Linked DNA regions of Mus musculus: region 1 is linked to region 2. Evidence: chromatin loops called from intact Hi-C (ENCODE). Cell type or tissue: heart. All regions are shown on one strand. Region 1 has its middle 15 kb from the start of Gm24071. Region 2 overlaps Oard1 (O-acyl-ADP-ribose deacylase 1).

What was found. A loop is a pair of places that touch in the nucleus more often than their neighbours do. Peaks named below come from ENCODE experiments on the same cell type or tissue, not always from the same donor. Only the 100,000 strongest peaks of a DNase experiment are listed, where the experiment ranks them.
Region 1: a loop joins it to region 2, with 12 times the contacts of the local background. A loop is called at or near these places in 19 of 42 quality-filtered maps.

Annotation. Positions count from the first base shown.
Region 1 is chr17:48,600,701-48,605,700 of GRCm38, forward strand. No RefSeq gene overlaps it. Among named protein-coding and RNA genes, the nearest start is that of Gm24071, 15 kb to the right of the region's middle. In heart, a CTCF peak has its summit at 2,028 (motif pointing left); no DNase peak of the experiment used is centred here; H3K27me3 peaks cover 166 bases.
Region 2 is chr17:48,414,831-48,419,830 of GRCm38, forward strand. Oard1 (O-acyl-ADP-ribose deacylase 1) reads left to right here. Exons shown (of 6, transcript NM_001289490.1): 5 at 391-503; 6 at 1,854-2,440. The coding sequence ends at 1,956. Apobec2 (apolipoprotein B mRNA editing enzyme, catalytic polypeptide 2) reads right to left here. Exons shown (of 3, transcript NM_009694.3): 3 at 4,401-4,803. Among named protein-coding and RNA genes, the nearest start is that of Gm30283, 6.2 kb to the right of the region's middle. In heart, a CTCF peak has its summit at 2,215 (motif pointing right); DNase peaks (open chromatin) are centred at 1,371, 2,051 and 3,591; H3K4me3 peaks cover 550 bases; H3K27ac peaks cover 1,430 bases.

The DNA.
Region 1 (5,000 bases), 190 kb after region 2:
GGTAGAACTTTCCCTCCACCCCTACCCTCATCCTAGTAGCCAACTGATCTAGTCCCCCAGAAAGAAGCCAAGGACCAGGCAATCCAGTCTCCCTTACTATAGGCACAGGGCTTTGCATGGACTGCTTTCCCACACTTTCTCAGGAGGAGGAGAGCGCTGTTCATTTAGCATCCCTGCCTGCTGGGCCTGCCATGAGTGGACACTGTTCTCAGCATTAGTGTGTCTGGGTTTGCCTATGAAAAACACAACATTCACTTGCTAGTGGCTTAACCACCTAGAGGTTCATTGGCTCTCTGAGAAAATGAAGCCCTAGCACCGTGTCCAAAGGTTGAAGGTCAACAGCTCAGCATTGTTACCAGGATCCCAACTGTTGTTGTCCTCTGCTGGTCTCTGCCTCCCCTGACATGGCAAGATGGATACCCCAACTCCTAACAGCATCATCGAAAGACCACAGACAGGAGCAAGGCACAGAGGAACCTTCACTTGCCCTTCGGAAGGTGAAGGGTAGCTTTCCAAGGAGTGCTCAGCAGACTTCCCACATGACCCTAAGTCTAATCCTCGACCAACCCTAGGCAAATGGATGTGATAGCACTACAAACTGCCTTGGGCCAGTTATGATATACCACCATGGGAAGGGTATTAGCATCTCTTAGGAGCTCAGAGTCCAGAGCCAGCAGGCACAAATCACAGCACTTATACCAGTAAATAGCTATGCACATGTGAGTGAATTCCATCAAACACAGGCAAAGAGGGATGCTGTTGTCCCAAATCTCTAAGGGTAGCTGCGGCATCAGCTGGTTCTCTCCTGCAGGAATCCTGATGTTCAGGACAGACCTGTGTGGAGTTGTCAGTGAGAGAGATGTGTGTAAGTACTTGAGACAGATAAAATAGTTCTGGGAAAACAGAAGAACACAAGAGGGTCAAGCTTGTGGCTCTGGGCATTGCATGGGTCACCAGCAGGCTTCCCTTTGGCAGGGGACTTTGGTGGGGATCAAGGCTAACAGGCAGATTCACTTGATTAGTCTACTTGGTTAGCTAATGTTTAAGGCTCAGCTTGCTCAAGGATTCCTAGACAGTTCTGCGGGATTCACACCCTAGTGGAAGGTAAGAAGTAGTAAGGAGGAGAGAGCCCTGAGGGTACCACCATTTAACGGTGGGCAGGGCCAGTGCCAGGGAAGCCTTGGGCAGATGCCTGGACACTTAGAGAGAAGAGGGTACCATAGGTGGACTCTCCCTGGTTGAGCTGAGTAAATTTCTAGCGTATACAAAGCCTTGGTTCAATCCCACACACAATGAACAATAACAACAGTCAAAAGAATGGCCCGAGGGCTGGAGAGATGACTCAGTGGTTAAGAGCCCCGACTGCTCTTCCGGAGGTCCTGAGTTCAAATCCCAGCACCCACATGGTGGCTCACAACCATCCATAATGAGATCTGACACCTTCTTCTGGTGTGTCTGAAGACAGCTACAGTGTACTTACATATAATAATAAATAAATGGAAAAAAAAAAAGAATGGCCCGAGACCCTTTGGAACCCACTCATGTGCCCTGGCTCCCATGGACTCAGTGACTTTGAAGACCTCTGCATTGGTTACTTTTCTGTTGCTGTGATAGAACACCACGAACCAACTGTTTGGTGATTGCTCATGGTTAAGGCTCGGGTTTGAGGTGAATTATTTGGGATTTGTGCTTCCTCATGGTGTGAGCGAGGCCGTTTCTATCATCTCTGTGAGCAGGGGATGAAGCTATTTCTTGGTCAGACAAGAAATCTTACCGTGGAGTGGAGTGAAGAATTGGAGGGTCTTATTCTATCTCCAGAGCTGAAAGAAAACTACCGGCCCCGGGGGAATAGAAAGACAACAGGACCACGGGCCCAAGACACTCTGCACCTTCCTTCCTATCTATGAAACGGTGACAATACCCCAGCAGCAATCAATCTTTCTGCTCTGAGTCCCCGGATCCCAGGAACTGAGAGCAGCCTGGGGCTCCAGGTGCCGCCTCCCCATAACACTCCTCTGCTGCCCCCTAAAGGTCACTTCTAGGATGGTCCCTCCTCCACCCCTTTTTTCAAGGTGCAAATGAAATCATGCTTCTCCTATCTGGCCCACAAACTCTCTGTAGTCTGTGGTGTTCGAAGGCATCCCTGAAGAGTTCCCAATAAGTGTGTCCTCCCCACCCCCCCCCGCCCCCCCAGGCAGGGAAGCTGTTTTACTGTGTAGGGAGTGGAACTGTAAGAAAGCAAACTTCCTGTCTATCATTCCACCAGGGAGGTGGGTGGGAGGGTGGGGCTGGGGGCTGGGGAGGAGAAAAGGGGAGGGGGGAAGGAGGATCCAGAAGGCGATCCCAGGTTCTTCTAGTCGAGGGCCATCTGTGGAGTAGCAAGGGCTCTGGGTCCCTCCTTACTGCGTTGTTTGCTGACAGTGTACAGAAAGATATACTTCACTCATTTCCCTTCACAGTCCTAGGAAACCGTCTGCCCTTCTTCCCATCTAAGTGTCCTGAAGGACATTACTCAACCCTGAGCCACCCAGACTCCCTCAAGCGGTTCTTTCCTCTCTGATGCTCCGGTTCTGGGAGGTGAGGTGTTCCCTTGCCCGTTTCAAAGCATCACCTGGGGCTCGCAAAAGCCCCCATTTTAGGTGATGAAGTCTAACCCCCATCTGCTGACACCCCTCCCTGTTTTTCTCTATCCACTTGAAGCAGCAACCACGCTCAGATGGTAAGCGAGGACTGTGCCCACAGTCTCATCAAGGAGAGGGGAACGTTCCCAGGGCCAAGCGAATCCGGTAGCATTTGAAGAGCGGAATTTAATTTGATAGTTTATATTCTGCATAGTTGCCTCCTCTATTTGACTCAAGTAAACAGCTACCTACTGCCACAGCTGTCTCTGCGCCAGAAAAGAAATAGGGTGTGGGGGATGGGCTTCAAGGGGACTTTAGGACCCCGGGGACTGAGAGTGACTGGCTTGGTGTGGGGAAAGGCTGAGCTGGGCATAGAGATTGTGGTTTTCATCTTTCTCTGAGACCTGGTGGGCTCAGAATAAGTGATCAATGAACCCCCACCCTTGCCCTGAACCCCACACTGGGGAGCTCTGTAGAGGCAACTAAAGATTTGAGACCTGAAACTCAGAGATAACCTCATCCCAGTTCCACACAGGACCTTTGGCCATCCTTGGAGGCTGTCAGGAAACTGCAAGCTGGGTTCACTCTGTCCAGGATACAACGAGGACAAATAGACCCCATTGGATGTCAGTAGTCGCTGCTCTCCTTGTCTTTCTGGGGTAGTTTCTTTCTACATAGCCCAAGCAAGCTTTGAACTTTCGATCCTCCTGCCTAATCCCCCACCCCCACCCCAAATGCTGTCATTACAGGAACGAACCACTATGGTTGTTATCTGGAACAGAGAGGTCCTCAAAGTTTCAGATCACTTCTGAGTCCTTTGCCCAGCTTGGGACTCCAACTGGTTAGGCAGAATCTCCTCTTGTAGGGAGGCGAGGCCACGCAGGCTCATCGCATGTCTGAGAAAGTGCCCATCCTGTCTCCCTTGTCCCTGTTCCCCAACAAAGCTGTCCTTGGGGCGGAATGAGAGCACTTGGATAACTTTCCTGGGAGGTAACATGTCTATTCATTTCAGGGGCTGGATGCAGACCTTAGTGAGGAATCCTACAGGCTCAGGGGTGGGGTGGGGTGGTAGTGAGTGGTTATTGTATCGCTTCACTCCTTCTTGCTTTGATTTGATTTAGCATCCGCAACAAGAAATGACTGAGGCAGGGGCTATGGGTGTAATGAGGACCTGGGGCTTGTTGCACACATGCATGTGCTCAAAGACACACACACACACACACACACACACACACACACACACACACACACACATCCAACCTGCCCCCCCCCACAAAGGGTTGAATTCTGACTCATTAGTGAATACACAGAACCCCCACGGCACCCACCTCCTGGTTACCCTCCAAAAAATCTAGGCCATATGAATAAATTGGCATTATTCAATTTGCTTTGCATAGCCTTGGGAATTTTTATACAACCGTCTCATTAAGAGAAATGGTAAAAGCCGAGGTCACATACCAAACGCGCTCTTAAAAAGAAAACTTTGTGGGCTTGGAGATGGATCAGTGGGCAAAGCCCTTGCCTTGCAACAAGGACCTGAGGCCAATTTCTAGAACTTCTATTAAAATGTCGGGTACAGTGGCACATACTTGTGATAACAGCATCAGGGAGGTGGAGTCAGGGAGATCCCTGTGGCTCTCTTATTATATAGCCTAGCCTATGGGGAGTTGCAGGACAGTGAGACTTCATGACACTTTAATGATGCCTGAGGTGGTTCTAAATGTCATATAGTAGCATGTGCTGCATGAGCACTTGAGTGTGTACACATATGTGTGCGAGTGGGATGGTGACACCGCCCACAATGGGCTGCCCCACCCCGCCCACAATGGGCGGTCTCGCCCTGCCCACAATGGCAGGCTCGCCCCGTCCCACCCACAATGGGCTGCCCGGCTCCACATCCATCACTAAATAAGAAAATGTCCTACAGGTTTCCTCAGTTGAGGCTCCCTTCTTTCAGAAGACTCTAGTTTGTGTCAAGTTGACATAAAACGAACCAGCAGAAATATGCACTGGGCCTGAGCTCCAGGCTTCTTGTCTGTCACTGTGTTGTGATCAGACATCCGATGCTCCCTCAACCGTGACTTCGTCACCATGATGCATTTTATCTATTGAAGCTGGTTCTGTCAGGTGTCTTGTGAGAGTGATATCAAAAGTAACAAACGCGTCCCATCACTCTGTTCCCCGACCTGCCTTCCTTCTCATGTCAGGTAGGTTACAGTCTGCCTCGGGCCTTGGCACCTGCGGGGTCATTGGGCAGGGTGTTTGCTTGACTGTCCTCTGGGCTACTGAGAGACATCTGACCTGAGGTGGAAAGGGGATGGGTGACAAGCCACTGATCACACTCAGCACCAGGCCCTCTTTGCTGATCTCAGCATTTCT
Region 2 (5,000 bases):
TCTTGCTGCTGCTTTCACAGGGAAGCAAAAAGCAAAGGAGTGTGATTGCTAAATGAGCAGACTTTGAAGGGGGCTGCTCAGGCAGTCCGAGGACTTGGCACAAGTGCGCCACGTCACCGGTGATCTTGCTTAAACATGGCGGTGGGTTCGGCTTTCCTGTGCCGTGTTCTCCTCCTTACTCGGCAGAGTCTGTTTCTCAGTCCCTGGTGGATTTTCCTGCGGCTGTAGGATGTTGCCATCCCTGCTTTAGATGAGTTAGGTGAATGAATCTATAAAGCCATGTTTATTCTTGGAATTCTCAGGATGTAGAGGAGTCACATCACTTCTTTGTTGACTGCTATATTGGGAGATGGAGCTAATGAGAATTCGAATCCTTTCTTTTGTGTTCAGATTACAAAGAAACGGGCTTCACACAAGCCAACGTATGAGAACCTACAGAAGAGTTTGGAGGCCATGAAGTCCCATTGTTTGAAGAATGGCGTCACTGACCTCTCCATGCCCAGGCAAGGGAACCCGGATCGATTGGCCAAGCCTAGAGAATAGGTGGAGACAGGTCCCTGCTTGTCAGAGCTCCCTACTAAGTGGCATATCTGTGGTCTAGCTTAACTGAATGAATCAGTTAAGTAATGGAAGGCACACACCTGCCTCAGCTCCTCTGTGGGGAGTGCTGATGGCTGAATTCTTGCCATTGTGTCTGAAGCGATAGCCTCTACTCCTAAAGCATTAGCATTGAATCTCAGACTGCAGACTGGGCAGCTGCACTTCCGCTCGGGCTACTGCTGAGCTCCTAAAATTGGATTTGGTGTTAGGAAAGTTGTCAGTGACCTCTACCTTTTATGCTTCATGCCTGCTTGTGGGGAGCAGTCAGGATGTCCTTGATGTCCCTTTGAGGACTTAAATGACATTGGTCTTAGGTGACCCTTTACTTCTTCTTGAGGACCTGGTCCATACCCTTTCTCTTTTTATTGCCCTAGTAGTTTTTAGTCAGTACTGACCAAAGCCCAAGTGACTTTCAGTGTGACCACAACATCTCTTCTTTTTATTTTTTAATGTGCATTAGTGTTTTGCTTGCATGTATGTCTGGGTGAGGGTGTTGGATCCCTGGAACTGGAGTTAACAGGCGTTGTGAGCTGTCATGTGGATGCTGTAAATTAGAACCCCTGGTCCTCTGGAAGTGCAGCCAGAGGCCTCTCTCCAGGCCGTCATCGTTTCTTCAATATACTAGTGGCTTATGTATCAGAAAGTTAAAAAGTCACTGTTCAGGAACTTGATTGTCCTGCTGTCGTGTGAAATTGGCAGGTTTAAGCTTTCCCTTTGTCCCGAGGGCTGTGTCATATTAGAAAGTGTCAGGTGGTAGAGTTGACCATCTGGTTGCAAAGGCCTCATTCTTGTCACACAGCCAGCAGCATCTCCGGGCATTCCGTTTTGACTTCCTTCCTAAGGTCCTCCCTCCTGTGCATGCTCCCTAACTCTCTATTATTTTAAGTATGTTTTAAACATATGGACATTTTCCTGCCCACTCAAGTCAGTTTTCATTGAAAGAGTAACTAGGCTAGTGACCTCGTATCAAAGAGTGAAATAATTAGAAAGTACTTAAAAATAATTGGAAAGCAAAGAGATACGATGGTCGCCCAAGAACTGTCTTGAGTGACTTCACAACAAGAATCGACCTGGAGATTTTTCATCGTGGCTTCCTGTGGGTGAGAACCTGGGAAACTGCTTTGGTTAGAGCCCAAAGGGAGCGGGGAGGGGGCAGGCTCCTAAGCACGTCCATCATAGCCAGTGGAGGGTGTGTGTTCACGCGTCCTCTTAACCAAAGACCAAGAAAAGGGCGTGTTTTCCTTTGTTCTCAGGATTGGATGTGGTCTGGATCGGCTGCAGTGGGAAAATGTATCTGCGATTCTCGAAGAGGTGTTTGAGTCAACAGACATCAAAATTACTGTGTACACACTCTGAACAGATGAAGATCTTGGATGAGCCCGTGGTCTTTTGTGTCATCTACGAAGCTGTGGGACTAAGCAGCTGTAGGACCTCAGAATGGGCAAGGACAGTCTGTGAGAGGGAGTCTCTCCTAGGCCAGATGTGGGTTTCTGTACTCCAAGAGGATAGGGAGGGCACTGCACCCAAGCAGGAGGTGAGGTCTGTCACTAGGCAGGAAACCATGTAGGTAAGTGTAGGACCTGCTTTGCTTAGCCACTACTGGATTTGTTTGGCTGGCCACTGGGTGGCAGCATAGGTTCTAATTTTCTTTTGAAGAGAAATTGTGGGAAGGGTAAACTTTTGAGATTTTTTTTTTTAAAACAATTTTATGTTTGTGCACTTTGTGTTAATCTCACCAAAAATCATCATAGGAAAGGATTATGGTTTTTAGTTATGACATCACAATGTGTCAAGAGTGGAACAATAAACGTTTCCCTTGTGTTCACTGAGGTTTGCACACATGAACGTCTGTGTTCTGGATCTTGGGGACAGGCTAAACTTGAGACTCAATTTTGAAGAGCCAGAGTTCCCTGGGGAGAACAAGAAGGTAAGAGGAGGTATGGACAAGGACTGTCCGCCTGGTTACAAGGTGCGGTTAGAGTGCTTGTGGGGCTCTTTACTGTCTGCTGTGGAGTTGATGTGATTGGACATGCCTGGACTTAATCAGGAGGCCAGCAAAGGAACACTGAAGACTCAGAGGCAAGAGCGGGTTCCAGGTCCTAGAAGATTGTGACATGCAACTAACTGGGCTCTCACGAGCACTACAGTAATTATTGGTCCCTCTTCTGAAACTAAGGACAAGCATCATGTCTATGGTGGGGAGATAAAGCCCGCTGATTTAGTCAGTGTTCTGTTATTAGAGATACTGGGGCAAGTAGGAATCCTCCCTACCCCACAGTGCTTGTACTGCAAGTTAACACAGCCAGACGTACCACAGTCTGTACTCCAGTGTGAAGGCTGATTGGTCAGGAATGGGCGATTCTTCCAGTGTGAAAATAACTAAGTTAGAAGGGGCTGTGGAGACACCAGGAGAGCCCTGATGATGGGATTCCTCGGTACATGAGATATTGCATATTGCAGCCTGCTGGCAGGGGGGTCGAAGGGGAGCACACAAGTTCTACATGGTACTGTGGGAGGAGTCCAAAGCTGTCGTTAGAACCTGTGTCTCTAAAGCCGTAGGAAGAAAATGTCCAAGTACATGAAGCAGATGATGAGAGCGGGTGATGGGCAGATGATAGTATTTCACTCTGGGAAATCTTTACGTTCCTTCTCTCCCATGGATTGAATCTATAGCCTTTCATGTTAGACTGTTCCTCCACCAGCCTACACTTCAGCCCCCATGGGAACAACTGAATGCTTGCTCAGATCAGTAGCTCTCTAGGCGCCTTTGCTTTTAAGGGGATTATAGTTAATAGTTAATTTTTGTCAGGGAGCCTGATTGGCTGTCAGTGACATTCTGGACCTTGGTGGGAATGGGATTAAGTGCCTTTGGGTCAAATTCCGGTGACTTATCACACATGAAGCCTGAGGAAAGGGGAGTTGGCTTGATAACAGACACCACTTCCTCAGAAACCCAGTTAGAGTCTGGCTCTAACTGGCCCCAGCGCCCAGACATGCAGTGTGGTTTCACTTCTGCAGCGGACTCAGACCCTTTGAGAAGTGACCCTTGCCACCTCCTGTCGTCATTTCCAAGAGTCTCACGGTGTGTCGGAACATTTAGCTGTTACTTTGGACCCCCTCTTTAGGGAAAAGAAAATTGCTTACTGCTTGGCTGTTGAGATGTGGCTGTCTCGTCAAATTCCATGAGCCTTGTGTTCCCCCACCATCTTATCTTCACGGGATAGGACAAGCTCTCCTTTACAAACACTCCCAGGAACACATTCTTTTCTTTCTTTCACTGTTCGGTAGTATTGGGGATGGATGAGAGAAAGCCTTGCATATTCAACCTGCTGGTCAACCCAGAATGCTCTGCTGCCTCACAACCTCCCTTATGTGAATCAGTCTCCTGGTTGCCACTGGGTATACTAGGCTGGCTAGCCCACAGACCTCCAGGGGTTCTCCAGCCTTCATGTTGTGCTAAGAGGACAGACAGATGCTTCTACACCCTGCTGCATGTGAGTTCTGGGGATCTGAAGCCTGGTTCTCATGCTTGCAGCAAGAGTTTTACACACTGAGCCATTGCCAGCTCCCCAGCCCTCGGGAGGGTGGGGGGTTGGGTGGGGGGTGATATTTTCAGGTCAGGACCATGGTGAGAAGTCAGCCTGAGAGAGTGAGTTCTTTGCTGTCAAGACTTGGCTTTATCTTCCTAATGTCATGGCTTGGTTCTTAGCTGGCAATATCCTTGCACCTAGGTAGGTATCCACTCACTGTCCATGGGAACTTCCCAGCATCCCACTTTCTTAAGAGAACAGGCCACAAAAACCACTTATTTCCTTTATTGATGTTGCTATTTTGTCTTTTTTAAAAAGTCAGCCCAATTCAGAACACTTTTCTAGCTGTATTTCAAAGGTCTGTACCTTGACTGAGGATCTTTGTCTCAGGCAGCACCCCTGGAGAGGCAATAAGACCCTCCACCCCCAGGTACCTGCTGCCCACATCACAGTTGTTTTTCTTGTCTTCATTTTCCTTCTTCTGATAGCCGTATTACAGAAGGCATGATTGAATGAATGAATGACGTCCCGAGGTATGTTTTGAGTTCTCTGAGAGAGGGTCTTGTCCAGTGCAACTGGTTAGTGTCAGATGTCCAACTCCAAGTAGAATCAGGAAGCCAGGTATGTCCTGGATGGCATCCGGGTCATTGCTCTGAGTGGCAGCAGGTAAAACCTACAAGGGAACCAACATGTTACTGAGGGTCTTGCTAACCCCCTTTGAAGTAACTAAAGCCTCTTTGTGCCTTCCCTAAACGACCCTGCATGTCTCTCCTCCAGGGCCTCCTGTGGTTCCTGGCTGAGGTGGTGTTGGGACTGTCTCCTTCATTGCTTTGGTGTGGTTTACCACAGCCCCAGAGATCTGTTTGGATT